Linked DNA regions of Homo sapiens: region 2 is linked to region 1. The links are chromatin loops, found by intact Hi-C in ENCODE. Cell type or tissue: B cell. All regions are shown on one strand.

The links. Peaks named below come from ENCODE experiments on the same cell type or tissue, not always from the same donor. Only the 100,000 strongest peaks of a DNase experiment are listed, where the experiment ranks them.
Region 2: a loop joins it to region 1, with 8 times the contacts of the local background. A loop is called at or near these places in 9 of 110 quality-filtered maps.

The regions. Positions count from the first base shown.
Region 1 is chr16:17,296,849-17,304,848 of GRCh38, reverse strand. The region is part of intron 2 of XYLT1 (xylosyltransferase 1); the gene reads left to right. Among named protein-coding and RNA genes, the nearest start is that of XYLT1, 170 kb to the left of the region's middle. RefSeq lists silencers at 1,366-1,435, 7,956-8,000. In B cell, no CTCF peak of the experiment used is centred here; DNase peaks (open chromatin) are centred at 1,588, 2,478 and 3,048; H3K4me3 peaks cover 715 bases; H3K27ac peaks cover 2,794 bases.
Region 2 is chr16:17,412,726-17,420,725 of GRCh38, reverse strand. The region is part of intron 1 of XYLT1 (xylosyltransferase 1); the gene reads left to right. It overlaps LOC124903654 (a long non-coding RNA gene), which reads left to right. Exons shown (of 2, transcript XR_007065008.1): 1 at 1-951; 2 at 1,613-1,745. Among named protein-coding and RNA genes, the nearest start is that of XYLT1, 54 kb to the left of the region's middle. In B cell, a CTCF peak has its summit at 4,025 (motif pointing left); DNase peaks (open chromatin) are centred at 3,895, 4,744 and 6,135; H3K4me3 peaks cover 2,181 bases; H3K27ac peaks cover 3,867 bases.

The DNA.
Region 1 (8,000 bases):
GCCAAGTTGGGGGATATACAAATGAATAGATATATTTATCTTGAATGCTTTGAGAGTATTCAGAGAAAATAGGTTACCTTCCCAAGCAGCCTTACTCACCGTGGGCAAAGAAGTAACTGGTAGTGGTTTAACTGGTCCAGCAACTTTGGTCAGAGCCTGTTTGGTTCCCATGACTTTTTGTGGGAAAAAAAAAATCTTAACTGTGGATTTACCAGGTTGTTGACATATGACGCTTTTGGACGTAGGCTTACAGCAGGTTGAGGGCCAAGAAAACATGTCAGCTATTTCAAAGGAGCTGAGCTTGAAGAACTAGCTGAAATAAAACATGTTACAATCACTTTAACACCCTCCCCTGCGCGGTCCAAATGGTCCAAATCCCTGCAGCATTTTTTCGCAGCATGCTTATACCATCCACATACAGCATTTCTGTGACTGGAGGACAGTATTGTGTTGGCAACAGCTTTGGGGAGGAAGGAGGGGGAAAAAAAGACACACTGACAGAGATAGTCATCTTTGCACCTGCCCTTACCTGTGCCTGAAGCCAGAATTCCAGCACATCTGCTCCTCACCTGCCTCTGGTCTTTGATCAAAGGTCATTTTGGGAGGAATGCTATCCCAGCCATTGCTCTGAAAATTGCAAACTGCTGCTCTCCTCTGTTCCTCTGATCTACTTTTTTTTCCCTTCACCACGATGGTTATTACCAACTGACAGACTTTAAGGTGTTACTGCCTTCTTACCTTCCAACATAAGCATAAATTATGCCTTCTTACCTTCCAACGTTAGCATAAATTGATGTCTTATGAACTATCATATATATCTGCATGCACCTGTACACACACACACACACACGCACATGTATATACACACATGCATTGCTCACATATGTATTTTGTTCCTGTATCTTGTGTGTCTGCCACATCATTTGCTCTTAACAAATACAAATTAATAAATCATATGTACACAGTGTTTATAAGATAAGCCTCAGTTCCAGAAATGTCAAAATGATGGGAAAAAAAATCTTCATCTGAAAAATCAGGAGAATGTGGTCAAATGCCTGGATTGTCTAGATTGAGGTCCCATTGATCAACTAATCATACCTGTTTCTAGAATCAGAGTGAAAAGGCTGAATGTGTTTTAAAGACAGACATGTGGCGTGAAATGATTCCTCCTCTTACTCCCAGCCATTGTAATATCATTAGTAATGAAAATGTAAAAGGATTGTAGGTGTCTGTGTTCTGGGCTTATTTCTTAGAGCTTTTCCTAGAACCCTCACAATGGCCCTCTTATGCCAGTTTTATGGCAGAGAAAACTGGGGACTCACGGGGGCATCAACATGTCTCTTTGTTTATTGGAAACATTTTTATATGCTCACAAATAATATGCAACAGCAACAGTAATAGCAGCTAAAGCAGAAGTGTGCAAACTGTCTGTAGAGGACCAGATAGATTAGTAAATATCTGAGCCTTTGCTGGCCACATGGGCTCTGTCACCGCTAAGCAGTTCTGCCAGCGTGGCTGTACAGTAGCTGTAGATAATATGCAAATGAACGGGAGTGGTTGTGTACCAATAAAACTTTGGTTCGCAAAAGAGGATTGCAGGCCAGATTTGGTCTTAAAGCTGTAGTTTGCCAACCCCTGAACTAAATATGATTTCCATGAGGGCAGGAACCACGTCATTATTTTTTACATCATTGTATCTCATGCAGGGAGCCCAATTCTTTGCACATGGTAGTTCTTGAATGAATGAATGAGTAAACCAAGGAATCAGTGAGTGGTCTGTCTTTCAAGATCCATCACGACTGAAGCTCCAGTCCTCCCCTTTCCTTTCCCATGTACTCCCCTTCCCTACCCATACTGCCAACCCTACCCCAGCTTATCCCCTTGCATTAAGCTCACGGTCACATGTGTGCTCACTTGCTAGCTCTCTCTCGCTTTCTCTTTTCTCTCCCCCTCACCCATTCTAGACCCAAGGTCAACCCCTTCCTTCCCTAGTCTTCCTCAAAAGCCTTGGGGGATTGAGTAACCCGTTATTGTGCCAGTGGTGGCTTTTTTCTGGAACCTTTTGAAGTTCTGTGGTTTGTTGATTCATCTCTTTACACCCATCCCTCTTTCAGGAAGGGTTTATGGCAGTCTGCATGGGTGTACTAAACAAAATAAGACTGCAAAAATTAAAACTGAGACAAAGAAAGGAAACACAACCATAGGACCATCATACCTTGGAGCTGGAATAGGTATTAACACCTACACCATGGTGGGGAACTGGAGATTTGACAAAGAGCTTTCTGGCTGCCATCAAGGAAAACAAATCTGTCCCTTCCACTGCCCTGTATCCAAATAATTGACACAGGCCATTGCTCATGGCAGGTGGATCTGTTCTCAGTGCTCAGTTCAGATGGAAATTTCTCCAGAGGGCCTCACAAGAGGAGGAAGAGGAAGGACCAGCAGGCTTTGCAGCTTGCTAACAGCAGACAGGATGAGGTATTCATGGCTGTCTGCTACGACGGTGTCCCCTGGTCTAGACTCGACATCTTATGCTGATACTCAGCAGAGTAAGGACACATCCTGGTACCTGGGCCTGGGTTGACCTCGACATGTATTTTTTTATTATTATTATTATTAGTAGTAGTAGTAGTAGTAGTATTTTGAGATCGAGTCTTGCTCTGTCACCCAGGCTGGAGTGCAGTGGCACAATCTTGGCTCACTGCAACATCCACCTGGTGGGTTCAAGCAATTCTCCCATCTTAGCCTCCTGAGTAGCTAGGGTGTATGCCACCACGCCTGGCTAATTTTTGCATTTTTAGTAGAGATGGGGTTTCACCATGTTGGCCAGATTGGTCTTGAACTTCTGACCTCAAATGATCCGCCCACCTTGGCCTCCCAAAGTGCTGAGATTACAGGCATGAGCCACTGTGCCGAGCCCTGACATGTATTTTAGGGAAGCTACCAGAACAAACAGACCATGTGGTCTCCAAGCACCACTGGAGCATAAAGAGGAAGCTCTTAGTCTGAGAGAGAGACCAGGTGAAAATTCCAGCTCAGATGCTGACCTCTGGCCTAGTCTTTCCACTTTTGTAAACCTCCGAGTCTTCATCTAAGAAGTGAGAGTTGATATTAGCATTCGCCACCTGTTGTTGCGGTGGAGTCTGATGAAACGCCTTCGCACTGTGGCCTTTGCATCTATTATTGTATTTAAACTTGGCAGCGACATTGCAAGGTAAATGTCACCCCATCTGCTTCACGCTGTTCTGAGTACTTTAGCTCAGTATTACTCAAGCATTACTTTCTTTCATTATCACCCTCCCAAGAAGAAAAATTTAATTTAATATAAATTCTCCCTTGTGAGAGAAATTAAATACTGTGGGAAAAGATTTTATCAGATAGGGTTGAGCTTTGGGGGACGGCTGACCATTGCAATATCTAAGACTATTATTATTATTTTGAGACAGAGTTGTGTTGTGTTGCCCAGGCTGGAGTACAGTGGTGCAATCTTGGCTCAGTGCAACCACTGCCTCCTGAGTTCAAGGGATTTTCGTGCCTCAGCTTCCTGAGTAGCTGGGATTATAGGCGCCCGCCACCATGCCTGGCTAATTTTATATTTGTAGTAGAGACAGAGTTTCACCATGTTGGCCAGGCTGGTCTCAAACTCCCAACCTCAACTAATCCACCCGCCTCAGCCTCCCGAAGTGCTGGGATTATAAGTATGAGCCACTGTGCCCAGCCTAAGATTTTTTTTTTCTCACACACATATACTCCCCCAAATTTTGCTTGCTTGGTGGGGGTGACAGTCATCCCTATTGAGAATATGTGCTTTAGATATACAAACTAACTCCTATTAAAGCTCTAGTTGAGAGAGAAAGGAACGGAGGCCCAGAGAGGTAAAGTAACATACCCAGAGTTGCACAGCTAATGAGAAAGGATCTGAATTGTCTTATGGATTGCTCTAGACGGTGCTTAAAGCACAGTCTAACTTATAGCAGCAAACTGTACGTGTTATTTTGTGTCTTGCTTTTGTCGCTTACCTATCTAGCTCATCGATTGTTCTGGTTCAGTATATATATCATGGCCCCCATTCTTTTTAATAGCTGCATTAGGCTGGGCGCGGTGGTTCACATCTGTAACTCCAGCACTTTGGGAGGCTAAGGTGGGCAGTCATCTGAGCCCAGGAGTTCCAGACCAGCGTGGCCAAGGTGGTGATGAAACCCCGTCACTACTAAAAACATGAAAATTAGCCAGGTATGGTGGCAGGTGCCTGTAACCCCAGCCACTCGGGAGGCTAAGGCAGGAGAATCACTTGAACCCAGGAGGCAGCAGTTTCAGTGAGCCGAGATCGTGCCGCTGCACTCCAGACTGGGTAACAGAACAAGACTCCATCTCAAAAAAAAAAAAAAAAAAAAAAGAAAGAATGAAAGAAAGAAATAGCTGCATTATTTTGCATTTGCATTCACATAGCATGGTTTATTTAACCATACCACAACTGCTGAGGCTGAAGTGGTTTCTAGTCTTTGGCAATTAAAAACTCGCCATAGCAATCCTCCCTACACGCATATCATTTTGCTTAAATGCAAGTTAAATGTGAAGGTTACATGCCTAGAAATGAAGTCTGTGCACACTTCTTAAAAGATAGCATTTTGTCAGAGGCACAAAAATATCTCCACAAAGCTAAGATTCTTACGGAGCCATCCAAGGTCAGTTTTCACCATGTTCTTAACAGCTAAGCCACTCTTTTGACCCCCAAATTCCTCCCGACCTGGTTATTGATTTAGCTGTGGGCTCCCCACCCCCGCCACCTTTTATGCCTTTGGTCACCAGATTATCCTCTTGTCATCTGGTATTTCCCTACCAGGCTTCCCACAGTTTATTTTTGAACTTCAGTTCTCATCTCATTAACAGAAAGCCTAGGCGGCCAGATTCCATTCCTGCTGCCGGGGTCAGTGCTTTGAAAAAGGGTCGTTAATAAAGCAGCATCATAGCTTATCCTGGGTCCTTCATGTCCACCAGGATGGGGGAAAAGCAGAATCCTTCCTGTGTCCCTCGTCTTTCTGAAACTTTTCTCTAAGAACTCGAACCAGTCTCATTCTGCAGACCTTCCTGGGCCTTCATTATATAAGAGCTATGTTCTGGCAGTTAGGGAAATCTAGCATGAGTGGCCCCCATTCAATTCTGCAGGGGACAAAAAGCCTCTCTTCTCCTAAAGCTTGCTGGTAAGTCTCTATGGCAGAGTCAAGGCTAAATCAACTCCCACATATGGCGACCTCAGCTAGAGAAGCGAGGTGGAAGGGACGCTAGCAATTCAGAGGGTGTCTTTAGCCCCTGTGCAGCAGCGTCGTCTGTAATTAAAGCTGGCTGCACTATTAATATCATCTGAGTAATTAAACTCAATGGTGTTTGGCAATAGTTTGTTCTGGAAGTTCCTTGAGGAAGAGCGGGTTAACGGGATGGAGAGGGCTGCATGGTATTTTGTGCAAATGGAATCTTTTGGCCTCCTTTATCTGGTCCTGAAGCCTGCTGGGGCTTACTGCCACCCCCTCTTCATTCTGTTATTTCCCCCAATTCACATTTGCTGATGAAACATGGTGGCCAGGTTGATAAAGGCATGGAGCTGGATGCTCTGGTGGTGGTGGGTTAACCACGTGCATTTCCCGTCTGCCTTAAGTGCAGTAGGTGCCCAGAAATGGATTTAATGCATCCAGGCATTCATTCCACAAATATTTACCCAATGCCTGTCATGTGCCAGGGTTTGTGCATACTGAAGGGACATAAAAAAGTAGCTTGCGTTCTAGTTGGAAGATTTAGACAATAGGCAAATACATAATATTATATATAAATAGAATATATTCAGACAATAAGCAAATATATATTATACATATTAATAATAGACATTGTAGATTATAATTATAATCTTTAATAGCCCAGAGAGTGATACGTGGCCTGAGGAGCAACATAATTAGAGGAATGGGGAATGCCTATGGGGCAGGGGGTGGTGGCTCTCATAGGGCGTGTCCTCTGACAAGTTGCTTGAGGAGTGAACCATGAGGATATCCAGACGGATATTTTTCCTGGCCTGGAGAACAGCAAGTGCAAAGGCCCTGAGGCAAGTGACAGCATTTGCATTAGGAAGCAGCAGCTGACGGTCTATGAAGAGCAGCACAGGAGGTCAGAGCTGAAGGACCTTCAGTGGAGCCCCTTCCCTGCCGGGTGAAGACTGAGGCCAGAGAGGGGAGAGCTGACTGTCCCAACTCAATCTCGCACAGCAGCAGGTAGACCAGTTTTTCAGGACTCCCACCTCCCATCCTTACGCTTCACAGAGACTTTAAGGGACCTCAGAGCAGCAGGAAAGGTGCTAAGCAACCCGGTTCAACTCTGCAGTCCTCCACTCAATAGCAGTGTGGTATAAATGACGTCAGCTCCTTGAGCCTCATCTTCCTCATCTGTAAAATGGGAACAGTGAGGGCACTCGCCACCAGGCGTGCTGTGAAGATGAGATGAGATCTCCTGGGCTCTGCGTGTGGCATGGGGTGGCTGTGCAGGGAACGTTAGTTATGGGCCAAGGTTTTTTGGTCCTGCAACTGGACACACTATACCTCCAGCCCATTCCCTCGCCCCCACTAGATGTGACACCATCCGTCTCCTCATGGCTGTCACCTGACGGAACCGATTTTACACTCATTTTGACTTGTTTTGTAAGGGAGGGTCTGGTTTTCTCTTGGAGACAAAAATTTTGGCAAGTGAGACCTTACAGGATGTGCTCCAGTTTCCTCATCTGTAGAATGGAGCCGTGATAGCTCTTAACACTGGCTCCCTCGGCAGGAATAATTTTTTTTTTTTTTTTGAGACGGAGTCTCGCTCGTCGCCCAGGCTGGAGTGCAGTGGCGCGATCTCGGCTCACTGCAAGCTCCACCTCCCGGGTTCACGCCATTCTCCTGCCTCAGCCTCCCGAGTAGCTGGGACTACAGGCACACACCACCACGCCCGGCTAATGTTTTGTATTTTTAGTAGAGGCGGGGTTTCACCGTGTTAGCCAGGATGGTCTCGATCTCCTGACCTCATGATCTGCCCGCCTCGACCTCCCAAAGTGGTGGGATTACAGGCGTGAGCCACCGCGCCCGGCCTTTTGTTTTGTTTTATAGAGACAAGGTCTCACTCTGTGGCCTAGGTTGGAGCACAGTGGCATGATCATGGCTCACTGCAGCCTCGACCTCCTAGGCTCAAGTGATCCTCCCACCTCAGCCTCCTGAGTAGTGAGGACTATAGGCATGGGCCCCCATACCAAGCTAAGTTTTTTTTTTTTTTTCATTTTCTTTAGAGATGGGGTCCTCACTTGTTCTCCAGGCTGGTCTTGAACCGCTGGCCTCAAGTGATCTTGCCTTGGCTTCCTAGAGTGCTGGGATTACAGGCGTTCTCCATGATACCCAGCTAAGTTTTTTACTTTTCCTAGAGACACCGTCGGTGGGGGCGGGTCTCACTTTGTTGCCCAGGCTGTTCTCGAACTCCTGGCCTCAAGTGATCCTCCTGCCTTGGCTTCCTGGAGTGCTGGGATTATAGGCGTGAGCCACTGCACCCGTGCTGATATATATTATAAGGACCCAGCATGGCAGTACACATGAGAAGTTCAAAGTGCTCTGTGTTGGGTGGTGTTACTAATAAAACATGGATTTGGAGGCAGATGGAAAGGGGATTCATTTCCCTGACTCAAGCAAGTGCTTTATCCTTTGAGACCTCAGCATTTTCATATGAAAATGGAATATCCAATACTGCATTGAGTTGTTAGGAGAATTCGATAAACATAAATCTAAAGCATTGAGCACAATGTCTAGCTCACAAGAGTCACTAAATAGTACTTCTGCTTCCTCCTCTCCATTCATTTCCACTCTTCTACCAAAAGAAACTCGGAAAGTCATTCCTGATTATTTGTATTTGATTCCATTTTACAGATAAGGAAATTGAGACTCAAAGACCTTAGACTGTAACACAGCCAGGAAGTGGAGGAGCGGGGATTTGAA
Region 2 (8,000 bases), 120 kb before region 1:
TCAATAGAAAGAACATTTGCACCCTTCGCAAAAAAAAATCTGAATAATTAGCCTAGTACATTTTTTTGGATAGTGCTAAACTTCACAAAGAATAATAGGAAGAGAGGTTGCATATTAATTATATTTGGAGAGGAGTTGCCTTGTTCTCTTGAAGTGTTCCAGATAGAAGAAGCCTTGGATAGCAACCGAGTCCTGGCTACTTAGCTATGACTATGAGCAGGTACCTACCCTGCGTCTCCCTTTATTCACCTATAAAATGAAAAAAATTACCTAACCCTGGGACTCTTTTAGGTATGAAACAATGCAATACAGTTTTTAAAAATTGCTTTGTGAGTTCAGAAGTTCTTTACCCATTGAGCCATTATTGCTAATAATAATTAGCGTAGCACGTTTCTGTTGCCTAAGAATTAACATTAGCCATTACTTCCTGGCTCATTTAAAAATATAATTTATAGGGTCTATCATTTCTTGAAAATACGAAATTAAAAAATTATGTGTATAACTCTAGCATTACCTAGGGTTTGGGCACAAGCTATAATTTGGGCACTTGTGGCTTATATACACATTAATTAAATTATTTTTGCTAGTTTTGGATAACGTGGGTAGCACTTTCTAAGATGAAAGGCTTGATCCTACAAAGACAAAAGAGCAAGCCATTAGATGATATTTTGCTGCTTTGAATAAACTTCACCCAGTCATTGAGCCCTATTGAATGGACTAACAGTAATGAGTGGATTACTCTCCTTCCAATAGATTTTGGATTCATTATTTATCAACAAATAGTTCTTTGAGGGCCAGTGAGGGGAAATTATCCTTGCTATGAGTGACCCAGTGGTTTCCTAACTCCTGTCTCATGGAATGTTCCTGCCTTCATGAACTAGCCAAGGTCATTCCATACTCAAATCAAAGGAAGCAGGCTCCCTCTCTTTCAATTTACAGAAGGAAAAAGAGGTCCATGGATTAGCTTTTCCCTATATTAAGTGTTTTTTGTTTTGTTTTGTTTTACTGTAACTTTTTCTTATATTTTAGAAATCTGAACCCATTTCAGCATGTGAAAATGCAGTGAAAGATGTTGTCTAAAATGCAAAATTAAAGTACCAAGAGTCATTTCAGTCAAAGGCATTGCCTGTTTCATTGAGTTTACAAACTGCGTGGCTACTGCTAAATTGAAAGGCCACTGTATTATGCTGTGTACCAGGGATGGGCGAATCTGGCCCACTGCCTGTTTTTGTAAATAAAGCTTTATTGGAACACAGCTATGCCCATTCATTTACCTATTGTCTATAGCTCATGCTATAACTGCATAGAGGGCATAGAGACCCCTGAGCTATGTCAATGAGTGTAATGACATAAGAGCAGTCTATCTTTTTTTGTTTTTGTTTTTGAGACAGGATCTTGCTCTGTCGCCCAGGCTGGAGCGCAGTGGTACCATCCTGGCTCTCTGCAGCCTCAACCTCCAGGTCTCAAGCGAGCCTTCCACCTCAGACTCCCGACTAGCTGGGACTACAGGCATTCACCACCATGGATGGCTTCACGAACTAGCCAAGGTCATTCCATACTCAAATCAAAGGAAGCAGGCTCCCTCTCTTTCAATTTACAGAAGGAAAAAGAGGTCCGTGGATTAACTTTTCCCTATACTGCGTGCTTACTGCTAAATTGAAAGACCACTGTATTATGCTGTGTACTAGGGTTGGGCGAATCTGGCCCACTGCCTGTTTTTGTAAATAAAGCTTTATTGGAACACAGCTATACCCATTCATTTAGATATCGCCTACAGCAGCGCTCATGCTATAACTGCAGAGAGGGCATAGAGACCCCTGTGCTGTCAATGAGTGTAATGACATAAGAACAGCCTTTTTATTTATTTATTTATTTTTTGAGACAGGATCTTGCTCTGTCACCCAGGCTGGAGTGCAGTGGTACCATCATGGCTCTCTGCAGCCTCAATGTCCAGGTCTCAAGCGAGCCTCCCACCTCAGACTCCCAACTAGCTGGGACTACAGGCATTCACCACCATGGATGGCTTATTTTTGTATTTTTTGTAGAGACAGGGTTTTGCCATATTGCCCAGGCTGGTCTCAAACTCCTAGGCTCAAGCAGTCTACCCACCTTAGCCTCCAAAAGTGCTAGGATTATAGGTGTAAGCTACCACACCCAGCCTCAAGCTACTTTTTTTTTTAACTCTGAACTTTTTTCCAGGCATGACAAGCAACCAAAGCTGCCATTTTGTTGTGACATGGCTCTGTCTGAATATTGTATTCTTCCTCCCAAACCTGCATCAAATATGATAGGCTGGAAATAAAATGGTTTTATTGTTTTTAAGGGAGCATTAGGCTATGGTTAAAAAGAAAAGAGAGGAGGAACTTGGAGTTATATAAACGGGTATAAATCCAGCCTCCACCTTAATCTTTTCACACACTACATTCTTTGTCTAATCCATAAATAATATATTTATTAAGCATCTAGTCCTAGCTGCTGCCTAAGGTGTGTACAAGCTGAACAACTGTTCATTATGCTGGATCTTACAGGGTTCTGATCATCTACTGCTGTGTAACAAATAGTTCTCTAACGTAATGACTAAAACAGTGCTTTAGTATCATCTCTCAAGGTTTTGTGGGCTGACTAGACGTGGCTGGATGGTTCTTTCTTGGATTTCTGCATATGTTACTGACACATATGGAGTGGGCTGTGATCATCTGAAGGTTTGGCTGTGGTGGTTGCTCAAGGTGTCTCATGCACGTGCCTGGCAGTTGGTGAGGGTTGTTGGGGGGAGCTCAGCTGGAGCTGTTGGCTGCATCAGACATGGTCTATCCTGTGTGTCTTGGGCTTCTTGCCACATGGTGGCTGGGTTCCAAGAGGGAGTTTCCCCAGAGTAAATATTCTAAGAGGTCCAGCAGGAGCTGCAAAGGTATGTATGTTATCATTGAGGCTTAGAATTCCCAGAACATCACTTTCACTGCATTCAATTGGTCAGCTGAGTCAGTAAGGCCATCTTGGCTTCAAGAGGAGGGGAATAAGACACTACCTTTCGATAAAGGCATGTCAAAGAATTTGAAGCCATCTTGAATCTGACGCATATGCCTACGGTGGTGAACTAGCACACGCCGGCTTCTTTGTTAAATTGTAACTTTGAAGAGTCCTGATGCAGAAGCAGCAGTCTTGATGCTAAGAGAGCTTTTGTTAGAGTAGTTTGGCCTGGAAAAAGCCCAGAGGAGGCTCTGGGAGATGAGCAAGCAGGAATGGGAAGGTTAAGTCGCGTTAACCAGGTGAAGAAGGGAGGTCAGAGTAATCCAGGCACAGGAAACAACCTGTGCCAAGGTCCTGGGGCAGGACTGCAAAAGGATCCAGACTAGACTAGAGCTGAGAGAATGAGGGAATTGTGATGGAAACTAAGGGTTAGTAGCCAAATAATGAAGACCAGATTTCCCAAGCTTCTAAACTTCATTTTTCTCCCATGTAAAATAGGATAATATTTACTATACGAGGCTGTTGTGAGGATAAATTAAGAGAGTCAGTAGAGCCTTGCACAGTGATGTTTTCTTTTCTCCTGGAAATGACTGTGAGTCAATGGAAAAAGCATACCACCTGACTTCTTTTTGGTGTCCCTATCTTACTCATGACCTCCTTCCTCCAGGGTCAAAACTGAGCTTACAAAGTTACGCCTTCAAACTTGCAAGCTATCCATAAAGTCTTACCAAACTGTTAAGTGTAGTCCTGGGAATTGTGAAGGGTCCAAAATGGATCTAAACCATTGCCTGGTTATTATTTGATTATTAAAGCAACACCAGCCACCTCGTTAGCACTTGTGGGTACTCTAGCAGCACCAAGGTTAAACGTCTCTGCTGGCTGTCCGTGCTCATTTGCATGGCTTCCTCCTCTCCCCCACATCTCCGATAGTTAATGCACATGCTCACTCTCACTTCCTTGTTCAAAGAGATGTTTCACCACGGTGCAGATGCTTGCCCCTGGCAACCCCTGGTGGAGGCAGCCGCTGAGAATTCCGTAAATCTGTCCTGCTCTCCCGCAGAACTGAGAATCTAAATTCTAGCATTCCAGGAGCTGGGGAGGGTAAAGGCTGTTGACATTGACATGCCAGCAGGAGCCGCAGCTCCTCCAGGGTCATTTTGAAAGCCAGAGTCTGCCGATGTGCGTGGCAGCCTCCTAGCTGCACAGGCTGATTGTGATAGGGATGTGCCCACTGGACCCCACAGTCCCCTCCTTTCTCAGTCCCTCCCAGGTACCCTCTGTGCTTTCGCATCTCAGGCCCCGTGTGAGGAACCAGGACACATGGCCTTTCATGGGGAGCTCGCAGTCTGCTGAGCTAGGGAGTTTATACTTTTCCCCAAATAATTCCCCCAAATGAGTGGGGCCCATCCTCTCCACTAATGAGGTCGTGGCAAGGCCAGTTTCTGTTCCATAAGCACAGGCTTCTTTTTGTCCCTGAAATAGCATCGCCGTGGAGTCTCACAGTTTATCCCGGAAGGGATGTGGGGTGCATTATCTGGCAATGTCTGGAGACATTTTTGGTTGGCAGGACAGGGCGGGAGCTGTATAGGCATTTAGTGGGTACAGACCAGGGGTGCCACTAAACATCTTATTCTACAGAGTGCAGGACAGCGCCACAGCAAACAGTGATCCAACCCAAATTGTCGGGAGGGCCGAGCTTGGTAGGACCTCTGCTCTCCTCTCATTGCCTGCTTTTCTCTTGTCACTGTGTCACTGCCATACTGACTTTCTGGTAGTTCCTCAAACATATCCAGTCCTGTCCCATTTGGGGACCTTCATGCTTGCTGTTCCTTCCAGAATGTTCTTCCCCATAGAAGCTGTCTGTGATTCTTGATCCATGATCAGGGATCCATTTGATTCCATGATTACACCCTTTATTCAACACTTCCCGTGTGTCTGACACACTGCATGCACAGCAAATGGAATCTCGTATTCCTGCTCACCACAGCAGCTTCTCCTTTTCCTCCATAGCTCTCATCCCCATCTGAACTCTCCATTTATTTCTGTGGGTTTTTTTTTCCTTTTTTTGAGACAGAGTCTCACTCTGTAGCCCAAGCTGGAGTGCAATGGTGCTATCTCAGCTCACTGCAACCTCTGCCTCCCGGACTCAAGCGGTTCTCCTGCCACAGCCTCCTGAGTAGCTGGGACTACAGTCACGTGCCACCACACCCAGCTAATTTTTTGTATTTTTTAGTGGAGATGGGGTTTCACCATGTTGCCCAGGGTGGTCTTGAACTCCTGAGCTTAGGCAATCCGCCCGCCTCGGCCTCCCAAAGTGGTGGGATTACAGGCGTGAGCCACCGCGCCCGGCCTCCATTTATTTCTGAGATTACCCCTCAATGACCTCTTTCCTGCTGCCTGTAGGATTCATAAAGACTCGGATTCCAGCAGTGTTGCTCACTGCTGTGTTCTCAACTCCTGCACCAGCTCTTCGCATACAGTAGGCACTCAATATATATGTGTTGCAGTGGAGGGGAGGGGATCAGAAATGGGGGAGATTGAAAGTAGGGAGAGGAGAGGAGAGTTTTTGGAGTCAGAAATCCTGGCTGCACGCACCAATTCCAGCTTTGTGTTTTGGGGGAAACCTGCTTAACCTCTCTGAACCTCAGTTTTCCCTTCTGCAAAATGGGAATGAACATCATTCCGCCCCTGTGAGGGTGGTTTTTGGTGTTTATACCCCAGGCTGTGGGTGCTGTGTGTCAGACACGCGGGAAGTGCTGAATAAAGGGTGTGATCGTTTTTCTCTGCGGGGGGTCTGCAGTTCTGATTCCCTTGGAGAAGGCAGAGTGAGGAATCATCGCAGTTACCGTCCACACAGTGCTCACCACATGCCGGCCCCGTTGGGTATTCATGCGCTTTAATCTCACAGCATCTTGTGTTGTCCTGGTCCCCGTTCCATAACTGAGCAAACGGCAGTTGAGGGTGGTGAGGGGCTGCGCTGGTACACACAGTGAGGAGGTGGTGGCAGGGGTGACCTTCAAGCAAACCCAGGCTGCCTGGCTCCATAGCCTTAACCAGGACACTCGCCACTCCTCTAAGATTTGTTTTTCATCTCCCTTTGCAGAAATGCCCTTTTGCTCATTTCTCATTATGTGTGTCAGGGCTTCCTGTGGGTGCCCAGTGGAGTGTGGGAGGAAGCGGAGAAAGCAAGGCGCTTACAAGGAGACTCATCCACGGGTCCGTCTCGTTTTGTGCCTGGGTCTTAATTTATAAAGATGTCTGATAGCCAGGCATAGTGGTGTGCACCTGTGGTCCCAGCCACTCCAGAGGCTAAAGCTGGAGGATTGCTTGAGCCCAGGAGGTCGAGACTGTAGTGAGCTATGATTGTGCCACTGTACTCTGGCCTGGGTGATAGAGCAAGACCCTGTCTCTAAAAAATAAATACAAATAAATGAAGCCCACCAAATAAATGAATAAGTAAATAAAGGTGTCTGGGTGACAACACAGCGAGGTCAAATAAATAGAAATAAAGCCCACCAAATAAATAAATAGAGATGTCTGGGTGACATCACAGTGAGGTCAATGCCCTTGAAAGTTTAGTGTGACTCAGTTTCCCTAGAAAGAAGAGGCACAGCATGCTTGCAGGGCCACAGCAGGAGGCCCTGGTTTTTTGGTTTGGAGGCAGAAGACAGGAGTAAGGAGAAAATCTAGGCCAGAACCTTTACTGGGGTTCCCACAGGAAAGGTGAGGCAAGGCAGGGCAAACAGTTTGGGATTGACCGGCTTGAATAATTTCAGGAGGGCTTTGGGCTCTAGAGGGGTCTCTAGCTGCCTGCTACCTGGCCCCAGGTTGGTTTAGGGCGGGGGAAAATTGGCTTGGTGTGTGAGAGTTAGATATGGTGATGGCTGAGGGGGTATAGACTCTGGGTTTGTTGGTTTGCATGTGAGAGGCTTGCTCCTGGTTGAGCCCTTTGCTATCTCTAAGAACGGGCTAGAACTGGGAGGGGATGTCTTTACCCAGGTCTATAAAACCCCTAATGCTAGAGCATCTACAATACAGAAAATCTGTCATCTCAGCACTTTGGGAGGCTAAGGCAGGTGGATGGCTTAAGCCCAGGAGTTCAAGACCGGCCTGAGCAACATGGCGAAACCCCATCTCTACAAAAAATACAAAAATTAGCCAGGCATGGTGGTGAGCACCTGTAGTCCCAGGTACTCCGAACACTGAGGTTGATTGAACCCAAGAGGTTGAGGCTGCAGTGAGCTGAGATTGCACCACGCACCACTGCATTCTAGCCTGGGTGACAGAGTGAGACCCTGTCTCAAAAAAAAAAAAAAATGATGACAAAAAATAAGAAAGTGTAGTTGAACTAATTAGCCATGTGATGAATGGATGGCAAATAGACAAATGCATTATCTATGAAAACACACAGAACACCCCCTTCCTTGCTCATGTGTGGGTACCCAGCATGACTGCTTAGAGTCCTTGAAGGGTGTGAAGCCAGCCCAGTGTCCCCTCAGTGCACAGTGTGTGGCATTGATGCATGCCTGTATACCATCATCAGATATGTTACTTCTTTTTTGAGTACCAGGTCCCGGGGGCACAAATAGGATGACTGTGGCCATACCTCTCTTTGGGCTGTATTCACTGACTGCCTACTGCGTGTCAGGCACCAGCCTGGGCACTGAGCATACAATGGTGAGAAATTAGACATAGTTTTTGACCTCATCCAGCTTGTGGTCTGGACTAGTCTTGAGGAAAAGGTGGGGAGTGTGGCTATATGTATTATCTCTCCAGACACACTTGGCCTATATTGGTCGCAGAAGTCAGAGGCTCAGCAGATACGAGCATTGTGAACATGGGCTGGACTGCAAATCAGGTTCAGGATTTGACCAGTTACACATTCTTCTGACTCTCCCCAGGAGTGCTGCCATTAGGAAAACATCTCGGAAAGGAATTAAGCACTCTAACTGTAGATACACCCTTATTGAAGTATTCCTTGTTTGGGAAAGTAAATCTCTGTTAGGTCTCCTTGGGACTCAGTCAGTTGGGCT